2 separate regions of the Homo sapiens genome follow, and region 2 is linked to region 1. Evidence: read pairs that join two places in POLR2A ChIA-PET (ENCODE). Cell type or tissue: B cell. All regions are shown on one strand. Each heading gives the region's core, and the rest is flanking DNA. Links, peaks and the distances in the headings are about the cores only.

Region 1 (6,475 bases), core at 649-5,648:
AACCACTCAATGACTCTGGCTATTCATGAGATTGCCCACAATGCTGCCTTTGGCAACTGCAAAGCAATGTGGAATCGCTGGTTTGGAATGTTTGCTAATCTTCCTATTGGGATTCCATATTCAATTTCCTTTAAGAGGTATCACATGGATCATCATCGGTACCTTGGAGCTGATGGCGTCGATGTAGATATTCCTACCGATTTTGAGGGCTGGTTCTTCTGTACCGCTTTCAGAAAGTTTATATGGGTTATTCTTCAGCCTCTCTTTTATGCCTTTCGACCTCTGTTCATCAACCCCAAACCAATTACGTATCTGGAAGTTATCAATACCGTGGCACAGGTCACTTTTGACATTTTAATTTATTACTTTTTGGGAATTAAATCCTTAGTCTACATGTTGGCAGCATCTTTACTTGGCCTGGGTTTGCACCCAATTTCTGGACATTTTATAGCTGAGCATTACATGTTCTTAAAGGGTCATGAAACTTACTCATATTATGGGCCTCTGAATTTACTTACCTTCAATGTGGGTTATCATAATGAACATCATGATTTCCCCAACATTCCTGGAAAAAGTCTTCCACTGGTAAGTAAAGGATTTGATACATATTCTAATTTTGTTTTTTCATTTGTTTGTTTTTTGAGACGGTGTCTCACTCAGTCGCCCAGGCTGGCGGGCAGTGGCACGATCTCGGCTCACTGTAACCTCCACCTCCCGGGTTCAAACGATTCTCATGCCTCAGTCTCCCAAGTAGTTGGGATTACAGGCGCATGCTACCACGCCCAGCTAATTTTTGTATTTTTAGTAGAGATGGGGTTTTGCCATGTTGGCCAGGCTAGTATTTTGTCAGTCCAAGCAGTTCATTAAAAAAAAAAAAAACAAAAAGAGCAAGAATATAAATACTGCATCTTCCAGCCTACTTTTACAAAGGGTTCACTCTTGGGTCCTTAAGCTTAGTGGTTACACTTAGGATTTATTTTTAATTTTATTTTTTAACTTTATGTTTTTTTAGAGACAGGGTCTTGCCCTGTCACCTAGTCTAGAGTGCAGTGGTACGATAGCTCACTGCAGCCTCAACTCCTGGGTCAAGCGATCCTCCCACCTCAGCCTCCTGAGTAGGCAGGATTATAGGCACGTGCCACCATGCCTGGCTAATTTTTTATTTTTTGTAGAGGCAGGGTCTTGCTGTGTTGCTCAGGCTGGTCTCAAACTCCTGGATTCAAGTGATCCTCCTGCCTCAGCCTCCCAAGTAGCTAGGACTACAGCCACATGCTATGACAGGCTGATTTTTTAAATAATTTCTTTTAATCCTCCAAATGGTTTGTTAAAATTTTTAACATTTTTAACATTTTTATAGAGCTGGAGTTTCCTGGATGGGTGCAGTGGCTCACACCTGTAATCCCAGCACTTTGGGAGGCCTAGGTGAGTGGATCATCTGAGGTCAGGAGTTCGAGACCAGCCTGGCCAACATAGTGAAAGCCTGTCTCTACTAAAAATACAAAAAACTTAGCTGGGCATGGTGGCGGGTACCTATAGTCCCAGCTACTCGGGAGGCTGAGGCGGGAGAATCGTTTGAACTCGGGCAGTGGAGGTTGCAGTGAGCCGAGATTGTGCCACTGCACTCCAGCCTGGGTGACAGAGCGAAACTCCGTCTCAAAAAAAAAAAAAGAGAGAGATGGGTTTCCCTGTGTTGCCCAGGCTGGTCTCAAATTCCTGGGCTCAAGTGATTCTCTTGCCTTCCAGAATGATGCTGGGATTATACATACGAACCACTGTGCCCATCCAGATAGTTTTTTAACTTGAGATGAAAAGACATTTTTAACTTGAGATGGCAGAATTGCACATTTGATAAGTGCTTTTTTTTTTTTTTTTTTTTTTTTGAGATGGAGTCTCTCTCTCACCCAGGCTGGAGTGCAGTGGCACAATCTCGGCTCACTGCAACCTCCGCCTCCCGAGTTCAAGCAATTCTCCTATCTCAGCCTCCTGAGTTGCTGGGACTACAGGCGCACGCCACCATGTCTGGCTAATTTTTTTGTATTTTTAGTAGAGATGGGGTTTCACCATATTGGTTAGGCTGGTCTCGAACTCCTGACCTCAGGTGATCCACCCGCCTCGGCTTCCCAAAGTCCTGGGATTACAGGTATGAGCCACCGCACCCAGCCAAGTGCTTAATTTCTATCTAATTAGCATGCCACAATTTATTAGTATTTGTAAGTTCCTGGATGGCAGGGATCAGATGTTGCCTTTATATTCTATGGCGTCATCCATGCAGTACATTCTTTAATAATATCAAGTTAATCTAATTGTATGTATTTGTTGTTAATTTTACAAATAAGCCAGATATTTAGTCCCTTGGAATGTGATGGGAGAGAGACCTAGAGGGTCGAGTGTATTCAACTGCTGCTGAAATGTAGACTGCTTTTTGTTTAGAATTCCCACAGCTGCTGCTGCTGCTGCTTTTTTTTTTTTTTAAGAGAGAGGAGGGAGGCAGGTCTCATGGTTTCCCTTCTCAGTGTTTGTGTCAACCATTCATCAGTCATCTTTGAAAGAACCTAGTAACACTCATTTTTCATCTTGCTGTATTTTTTCCCTTCTAGGTGAGGAAAATAGCAGCTGAATACTATGACAACCTCCCTCACTACAATTCCTGGATAAAAGTACTGTATGATTTTGTGATGGATGATACAATAAGTCCCTACTCAAGAATGAAGAGGCACCAAAAAGGAGAGATGGTGCTGGAGTAAATATCATTAGTGCCAAAGGGATTCTTCTCCAAAACTTTAGATGATAAAATGGAATTTTTGCATTATTAAACTTGAGACCAGTGATGCTCAGAAGCTCCCCTGGCACAATTTCAGAGTAAGAGCTCGGTGATACCAAGAAGTGAATCTGGCTTTTAAACAGTCAGCCTGACTCTGTACTGCTCAGTTTCACTCACAGGAAACTTGTGACTTGTGTATTATCGTCATTGAGGATGTTTCACTCATGTCTGTCATTTTATAAGCATATCATTTAAAAAGCTTCTAAAAAGCTATTTCGCCAGGCACGGTGGCTCATGCCTATAATCCCAGCACTTTGGGAGGCCAAGGTGGGTGGATCACCTGAGGTCAGGAGTTCGAGACCAGCCTGGCCAACACGGTGAAACCCCATCTCTACTAAAAATGCAAAAATTAGCCGGGCGTGGCGGCACATGCCTGTAATCCCAGCTACATGGGAGGCTGAGGTGGGAGAATTGCTTGAACCCAGGAGGCGGAGGCAGAGGCTGCAGTGACCCAAGATTGTGCCACTGCACTCCACCCTGGGCAACAGAGCAAGACCCCATCTCAAAAATAAATAAATATATATAAAAAATAAAAAGCTATTTCTAGTTTATTTCACTATAAAGTTTTGCTTTATTAAAAAGCTAATAAACAGCTATTAATCACAGTGTATTAGTATTTGTTACATTTTTGTATTTCACTATCTTTATACTATATAATATGGTAACTTGGGTACCGGGGGAACTTTAAAATTTCATCTCAAAAATAATTTTTAAAAAGCCTGAGGTATGATATAGCATAAAAGATTGAGATGAAAATATATTTCCCTGTAAGCTGAATTACTCATTTAAAAATTTTAACTTCTATATGGGACCCGAATTAGACACTGCTGAATCCTGTACAGCCTTACTCATAAATAAAGTACTTACTGAATTTCCACCATTCAAATTCATTTTTCAGGTGTGTTGACTCTCACATTAGAAACTGCTCAACTGATAAAGACTTTCATGTTATTTCACTGCAGTGGGAACTGGCTGTGGTCTGATGGTAGATCGTTGGTCTCAAGTAGCTGGTAGCATGGGCTGTTGTTATGTCAGCAGTCTTGCTTACCTCAAATATGTCACTTGGATACGTTTAGTGTAATATGGTGAATTATTTTAAAAATACATCAGCAGCTGGGTGTGGTGGTTCACACCTGTAATTCCATGCTTCGGAAAGCTGAGGCAGGAGGATCGCTTGAGACCAGGAGTTTGAGACCAGCCTGGGCAACATAGTGAGACCCCATCTTTTTTTATTTTTTATTTTTTGAAATGGAGTCTTGCTCTGTTGTCCAGGCTGGAGTGCAGTGGCGCAATCTTGCCTCACCACAACCTCTGCCTCCTGGGTTCAAGCGACTTTCCTGCCTCAGCTTCCTGAGTAACTGGGATCACAGGCGTGCACAGCCATGCCCAGCTAATTTTTTTTTTTTTTTTTTTTTTTTTGTATTTTTAGTAGAGACAGGTTTTCACTATGTTGGCCAGGCTGGTCTCAAACTCCTGATCTCAGGTGATCTGCCTGCCTTGGCCTCCCAAAGTTCTGGGATTACAGGCATGAGCCGCTGTGTCTGGCCCCCATCTTTTCAAAAAATAAGAGTGGTGTGGTGGTGTGCACCTGTAGTCCCAGCTACTTGGGAGGCTGAGATTGAGACTACAATGAGCCATGATCGCACTACTACGCTCCAGCTTGGGTGACAAACACCCTCTAAAAAAAAAAAAAAGTTGGCTACATTGCAGTTTCGTAAAGAATAAAACAACACCCAGAATGCTGAGGGCGGGGTGAGGAGTAGAATCCTCTGTGGGACTGCCAGGCCTGTCTCACAGACCTCATTTCATCCCCAAAATACTTTGCTTTCCCTTCCTGACCCCCTTGCCTAGGAAAATTCCTAGTATCTTCTAATCTGTTACTCAAAGAACAATCAAAGAGTGACAATAGAACCAAGTTTACAATTCAGATTTTACTCAGTCACTAAAGTATCTGCAAAACATACCCCTGGATTTGATGCTAGATCATAGAGATCATGTACTCCCATCAAGTCTATAGAACTCTGGCCAATGGCACCGGGCGTGGTGGCTGTAATACCAGTACTTTGGGAGGCTGAGGCAGGTGGATCACGAGGTTAGGAGTTCAAGACTAGCCTGACCAATATGGTGAAACCCTGTCTCTACTAAAAAAAATACAAAATTATCTGGGCATGGTGGCATGTGCCTGTAGTCCTGGCTACTCGGGAAGCTGAGGCAGGAGAATCGCTTGAACCCAGGAGGCAAAGGTTGCGTGAGCCGAGATCACGCCCTGCACTCCAGTCTGGGCGACAGAGCAAGACAACGTCTCCAAAAAAAAAAAAAAGGCCAGGCGCGGTGCCTCACGCCTGTAATCCCAGCACTTTGGGAGGCCGAGGTGGGCGGATCACGAGGTCAGGAGATCAAGACCATCCTGGCCAATACGGTGAAACCCCATCTCTAGTAAAAAATACAAAAAATTAGCCAGGCGTAGTGGCCGGCGCCTGTAGTCCCAGCTACTTGGGAGGCTGAGGCAGGAGAATGGCGGGAACCCAGGAGGCGGAGCTTGCAGTCAGCCGAGATCGAGCCACTGCACTCCAGCCGGGGCGACAAAGTGAGACTACGTCTCAAAAAAAAAAAACAACAACCAAAAGAACTTTAGCCAATGGCTGCAGCTGCCATGTAAATGCTGAAAACCTCCAAATCTATCACTTCAGACCTCTCACTACCTGCTGGATGCACAGAGTGGGTTGTCATCCCTCTCCAAAACTCCAGTCTCCACTTACATAACCACTTCTTTCCTGAATGGAAGTTTCAGTCTTCGTAGCAGGCATCCCGATTATTCTGGCTCCCATCTGCCAACTCGATCCATTCTTTAAGAGAGCTACCAATCTGGGCAGTAAGAAGGCTGGGCCCCATAACCTCTAAAGAATAACTCCAAACAAAATTATCCGGGCCTGGTGTTGTGTGCATCTGTGGTCCTAAGCTACTCAGGAGGCTGAGGTAGGAGTTTCGCTTCTTTTTTTCTTTTTTTTTTGAGATGGAGTCCTGCTCTGTCGCCCAGGCTGGAGTGCAGTGGCTCGATCTGGCTCACTGCAAGCTCCGCCTCCCGCGTTCACGCCATTCTCCTGCCTCAGCCTCCCGAGTAGCTGGGACTACAGGCGACCACCACCACGCCCGGCTAATTTGTATTTTTAGTAGAGACGGGGTTTCACCGTGTTAGCCAGGATGGTCTCAATCTCCTGACCTCGTGATCCGCCCGCCTTGGCCTCCCAAAGTGCTGGGATTACAGGCCTGAGCCACCGCCCACGGCTGGAGTTTCGCTTCTTGAACCCAGGAGGCGGAGGTTGCAGTGAACTGAAATTGCACGCCATTACACTCCAGCCTCGGTGACAGAGCGAGATCCCGTCTCAGACAGTCCTAAGAAATCACTCAGTAGCTTTGCATGAGTTCTCCCTTCTGTTGTAAACTCCTTTCTCCGTTTCTCTTCTGGTTCAAAGTTTCACACCTTCAAGGCTCACAGCAGCCTTCTGTTACCCACCCCCAGTCCCCAGCAGGTCAGGTGTCAATTTTTTTGACTTTGAGAACCAATGATTATCTCTTCATGGCCCTAATCATACCATTGTGTAAATAGGCACTGTTTCTCCATAAGTTGTAACTCCTTAAGAGCAGGACACATCT
Region 2 (5,000 bases), core at 1-5,000, 200 kb after region 1:
AGAGCTTACTAGTGAGAGTAGACAATGGTCCCTTATCTGCATCATGATATGGCTTTGTAGACTATAATCTCATGAAGTGACCACAACAATCAAAATCCCCTACAGCTTTCTTTGTAATAAACGAATCTTCAAAAAACTAGCCACATAGTATAGAGAGTATTGGTTGAGAGTATGGGCTCTGGAATCAGACTACTCAACATTGTATCCTTCCTCCAACACTGACTAGCTGAGCAACTTTGGGCAAATTACTCTTTACAACCCTTCACCTGTAAATGGGGATACTAACCTCATATCATGTTGTTATAAGGATTAAATATATTTGTATGTGGAAAGGTGTTTGGAATAAACACCATTTACTACTGTGACGAGATTAAGTACAGGTGATGGTTCTTGAACAGAGGGCAGAATCCCAGGGCAAATTAGAAAGGTGTATAACTTAATGATATATCAGTTAAGTATGGCCAATGTGCAAACTGTCAGTGGGTGTACTGCCAGTTGAGGAAACCTTAGAGGATGTGCCTTAGCTTCAAAATTTCTGACATGAAGATAAAAAGCTGGAACTGTATCTGAACTTTTTGTGTGTGTATGTGTGAAGCAAAAGCTAAAAGGCACCAATTTAAAAACTGAATTTATCTTCTTAGAAGTATCTGCTGCTCAATAATTTTTGAAAATAATTTTTTCTTACATGAAATGAAATTAGGAAAAAAAAAAAAAAAAGTAAAGACAGGTTAGCTGTATTTCCTTCCTAAACTGAAGAGGTCCACAAGGAGAAGGATCACAGGGTTAAAGTGTGAATGCAATTGAATATTTCTCTATTTGGTGGAAAATGTTTTTGTGAATATATATTCAAGGAGCACATTTGGTGAAAGGCAGGAAAAACCGGGTTTGAAGTAATCAAGGTCAAAATGACAGGCTTTATCATCAAGCTCTGTTTGCTGTATCAATCTGAGAAATCTATTGTTTATGCAAAGGTAAAAAAGTCCAGTTTTTCTACATATTGCCAGCACAATGAAAAGGCTTGAGTAGTGGTATAACTTTTTTGGGAAACGGTTTTTAATTGCTCTATTTTATACTGGCACTTATATATTTGGGGATTTGGAGGGTCATTGAAATATATTCCTTACAAATAAATGGCAAATGGATTACTGTGGTCATCCTGGGAGATAATATACTCGCTATATCTGATTGATGTTCAAAACATTTTCAAAACCATTCTAAATCACTTGAGTCATGAGAAGACTAATCTCTGTACTTGACAGTGGTCTAATTTGTAGCCCTAAACCAGAAGATAATGTGGTTTAATTATAGTATTCATCGTTGTTTCTAAGTTAGTTTGGGCTTAAAAAAAAGTTTGGCTTTTCTAGGGATAATGGTAGCCATACATAATTTTAAGTACCTCTAGGGTACACAGAAAGAGCTGTAAGGGATTCTCAGGCATAATTAAGAGAAAGAAAACCTACCAGAAGCAGGATTGAATAGACCATGGAAGAAGACATCTTATAAACAGGAGGAATTTAAAAGCAAGAAGGCTTAACATATTTAGACCACAGGAAAATTTAATTAGAAACTAATGTCTATTATCTCCCGCGATATATTAAAAACAGACAGACAAAACAAAACAAAAAGCCAATAGAGAATCTAGAAGTAGTGGAAAAAACTAAATTTCCTGACTGGAAAAAAGTAAATTCCCAATTGCTACCTAACCACTCTTCTTTCCTCCCAATCTCATCTGACGCTGATTTTCGGTAGAAAGAAAGAATTGATGAATTCAGGCTGGGCGCGGTGGCTCATGCCTGTAATCCCAGCACTTCAGGAGGCTGAGGCAGGTAGACTGCTTGAGCTCAGGAATTCAAGACCAGCCTGGGTAACGCGGTGAAACCCCATCTCTACAAAAATTTGTTGGGGCTACTTGAGGGGCTGAGGAGGGAAGGACTGCTTGAGCCCAGGAGGTGGAGGTTGCATCAAGATCGTGCCATTGCACTCAAAAAAAGAAAAGAAAAGAAAAGAAAAGAAAAGGAATAGATGAATTTATATGCTTGATGTTAAAATCTAAATCTCTAAATGTCTCTCTTTGTCCCAATCCTTAAATATGCCTTATTCTTAAAGGTAAACCTCATGTGCACTTTATGATCCTCTTATCTACCAAGATCAGTTTTTTGTCAAGATAGGGATAGTAAACATCTTATACAATAAATGGAACATAACATAATCTAATTCCTTGGTCTATCTTATAAAACCAGATTCAGTATATATTTTTTTACTTTTTGTAGAGACAGTGTCTAGCCATGTTGCCCAGGTTGGTCTGGAACTCGTGGCCTCAAGCAGTACTCCCATCTAGGCCTCCCAGAGTGTTGAGATTACAGGTGTAAGCCATCATGCCCGGCCAAAAAAAGTGACTTAAATAATTTGCTTTTATAGTACCTAGAAATGTACAGTGGGTATTGAAGAAAAATGTGTTGAATAAAAACTTGCAATAATTTGCCACTAGTTAAGTTCCTATCGCCTTAAAAAGTACACTAATTTTTATTACTGCCTCACTTATTTGTGCTTGCATCTTCTAAACAATTCACACTTTAGAGTGACTTTAGGCATATTCCTGTCTGGAATACTGACACTTTTAGATTAGAGAACAAGTTTATTCAAAAGGGTAGTAGTAGGAAGAATAATTTCAGCTTTCCTAAAATCTTAAGAATTATCAAACTCAATTATAACTCTGGTGACCGCTGAAGAAATACTGAAGAACTAACTATAGTCAAATCTGTCCAAGTTCAGGTAGAGCATCATAATTAACCTTGATTTTTCAGATACTACCAACCCTTAAAAACCATCAGTCCCATGAAAATACAAGTCAACATATGAAAGTATAATAATTTAACTAAATCTTGATTAGACACATGCACCAAACACACTGCTACGTGGTCAGAATAAGCACTGCTAATCCGTGACAATACATGACAATATGGAGGGCTTAGGTCATTACAGAAAAGGAGAAAGTAATACATGACAGCATGTGACAATTTGTGATAATACAGGGGCTTAGGTCATTACAGAGAGAAATTAACCGTGTATTGGATAAATGAAAGAATTTTAACTTACTACCCTGAATTTTCTTGGAGACATGACTGCCTTCATAAATTGAGATTTACAGACTTTAATATCAACATATGTAAACTGATAAGGACACAATTTACCTTCACTGCCACTAGCGATGAAGTCTTCATTATGGCCTCCAAAACATGAATGAATTGTATAAAACCCTTGTGTAACACCTTGATACTTTCTTACTAAAACTCTGTCTTGCAAGTCCCATAAATGAACTCCCTGCAGGCAAAGGAGAATACAGATATTTAATCTGCCTCAACTCAAACAAATTTTAAAAAGTATCTGTAAATATCCCTTTGCCTGATGAAATATCTTCATTTTCTATTATGCAAAATACCAACATTCTGACAAATTTATGGTTGATTATACACATTTAAGGATCAATCACATGCAATCAAATTTAAGGGTAAGTAGAAAATTTTGTTAATATAAATACACTGAAAATAACAGTTAAAATAAAACTTGTACTAAGCCAAATTTTTCAGAAAATTATACTAATAAACATACCTGAGTTGCTACATTTAACAAAGCTAATCGGCCATTTTTTGAAATAGTAAAAGACATAATAGGATGATCTTCTTGTACTCTGGAACCAGAAAATAATTTGTCAAAAACAACATATTAACAGTCAAGACATTCAAATTATCAATACATAAGATGTGCTAGCTTAAGTATGACAATTTTGCCTGCAATCACTATTACATACTATACTTCAATTGAGAAGAATCTGAGTTACTGATTACTAAGTACCATGTGACCTTCAATCCAAATTACCACGCAAACCAAAACGAAAAACATAAAAACTGTGAAAAGGCAAGTTCCACTACACATTTGAATATAAATCAGGTAATTGTTGTTTAATGGAAACAAAAAATAGTTACATGTTCCTATCTGTAAGGTCCTCGAAGTTATAGCCCCGAATTCGCTGGTGTGTATCTGATGCCAGAACAGTCTTTCCATCACTCAAGCACCAAAGGCATTGCACTCTTACCCCTTCCCAGGAGTCAAGGAGATTACCATCTAAGTCCTGAGTAAGAAAAAACTACTATTAACTTCATTACTCAACAGCACTCAGAAAGCAAATAAAGAACCAAAAGACTCCCTTCACAATATCTTTTAGTAACAGGTTTTTTTTTTTTCCTGAGACTGATCTCAACCTAATTGTTCTAGAAGTGTTTTTAACCATGAAAATTTGAATATAGTTCAAATTTCATTACAACCATACTTAAGGGAAAGCAGAGAGACACTTTGTAGCTCTATCTTCCCTTCAATAACTCACCATGCATAAATAACACAAAGAAAGAAACAGTCCCTAAGTTCCAAGTAAGGTCTTACTTTTATTCAAAAACAATTTAAACGTTCCTTTAAAATTCACTATACTGGAATTTGTCCTAATATTTAGGAGTTGTGAAATGGAAAAAGATTCTAAAACATTTTACAGCTTCATACAGACTGGAGGAATCTGTTAATGACATTTTTCAAAAATTTACCAAATTTGTAATGTGCTCTACAGATCAAAGCTCTTATAGTCATTATCTCATTGAATATCCAAAGTTCTGAGAGGAACAACCCTTCCCATTTTATAAGTTAGATAATCCTGTATCTTGATGGCTTAACACAGTATAGGACAGCAAACTCAGCAGAAACATACATGATCATCTTGCACGCAGGGAATTAAGAACAATTCATAACCATATTGAGATAATATAACACCAAAATCCATGTGTTCCAAACGAGCTTAATAAAAGAAACTGATAACCTGTTTTAGCTAAATTAAATGATTTATTATCTTGTTTTAGTTTAAAAAATTGATCTGGGGTCGGGTGTGGTAGCTCATGCCTATAATCCCAGCACGTTGGGAGGCCAAGGCGGGAGGATCATTTGAGCCCAGAAGTTTG

The links. ChIA-PET counts read pairs that join two places held together with the same protein. Peaks named below come from ENCODE experiments on the same cell type or tissue, not always from the same donor. Only the 100,000 strongest peaks of a DNase experiment are listed, where the experiment ranks them.
Region 2: POLR2A ChIA-PET joins it to region 1 with 5 read pairs; 3 of 35 experiments call an interaction of 5 or more read pairs at or near these places.

What each region holds. Positions count from the first base shown.
Region 1 is chr1:224,189,735-224,196,209 of GRCh38, forward strand. It overlaps DEGS1 (delta 4-desaturase, sphingolipid 1), which reads left to right. Exons shown (of 3, transcript NM_003676.4): 2 at 1-585; 3 at 2,598-3,707. The coding sequence ends at 2,744. Among named protein-coding and RNA genes, the nearest start is that of DEGS1, 9.7 kb to the left of the region's middle. RefSeq lists a silencer at 2,825-2,894 and an enhancer at 6,188-6,257. In B cell, for the core only: no CTCF peak of the experiment used is centred there; a DNase peak (open chromatin) is centred at 2,937; H3K27ac peaks cover 1,227 bases.
Region 2 is chr1:224,394,906-224,399,905 of GRCh38, forward strand. It overlaps WDR26 (WD repeat domain 26), which reads right to left. Exons shown (of 14, transcript NM_001379403.1): 10 at 3,984-4,129; 11 at 3,610-3,688; 12 at 3,192-3,321. MIR4742 (microRNA 4742) reads right to left here and starts at 3,406; the gene lies at 3,322-3,406. In B cell, for the core only: no CTCF peak of the experiment used is centred there; no DNase peak of the experiment used is centred there.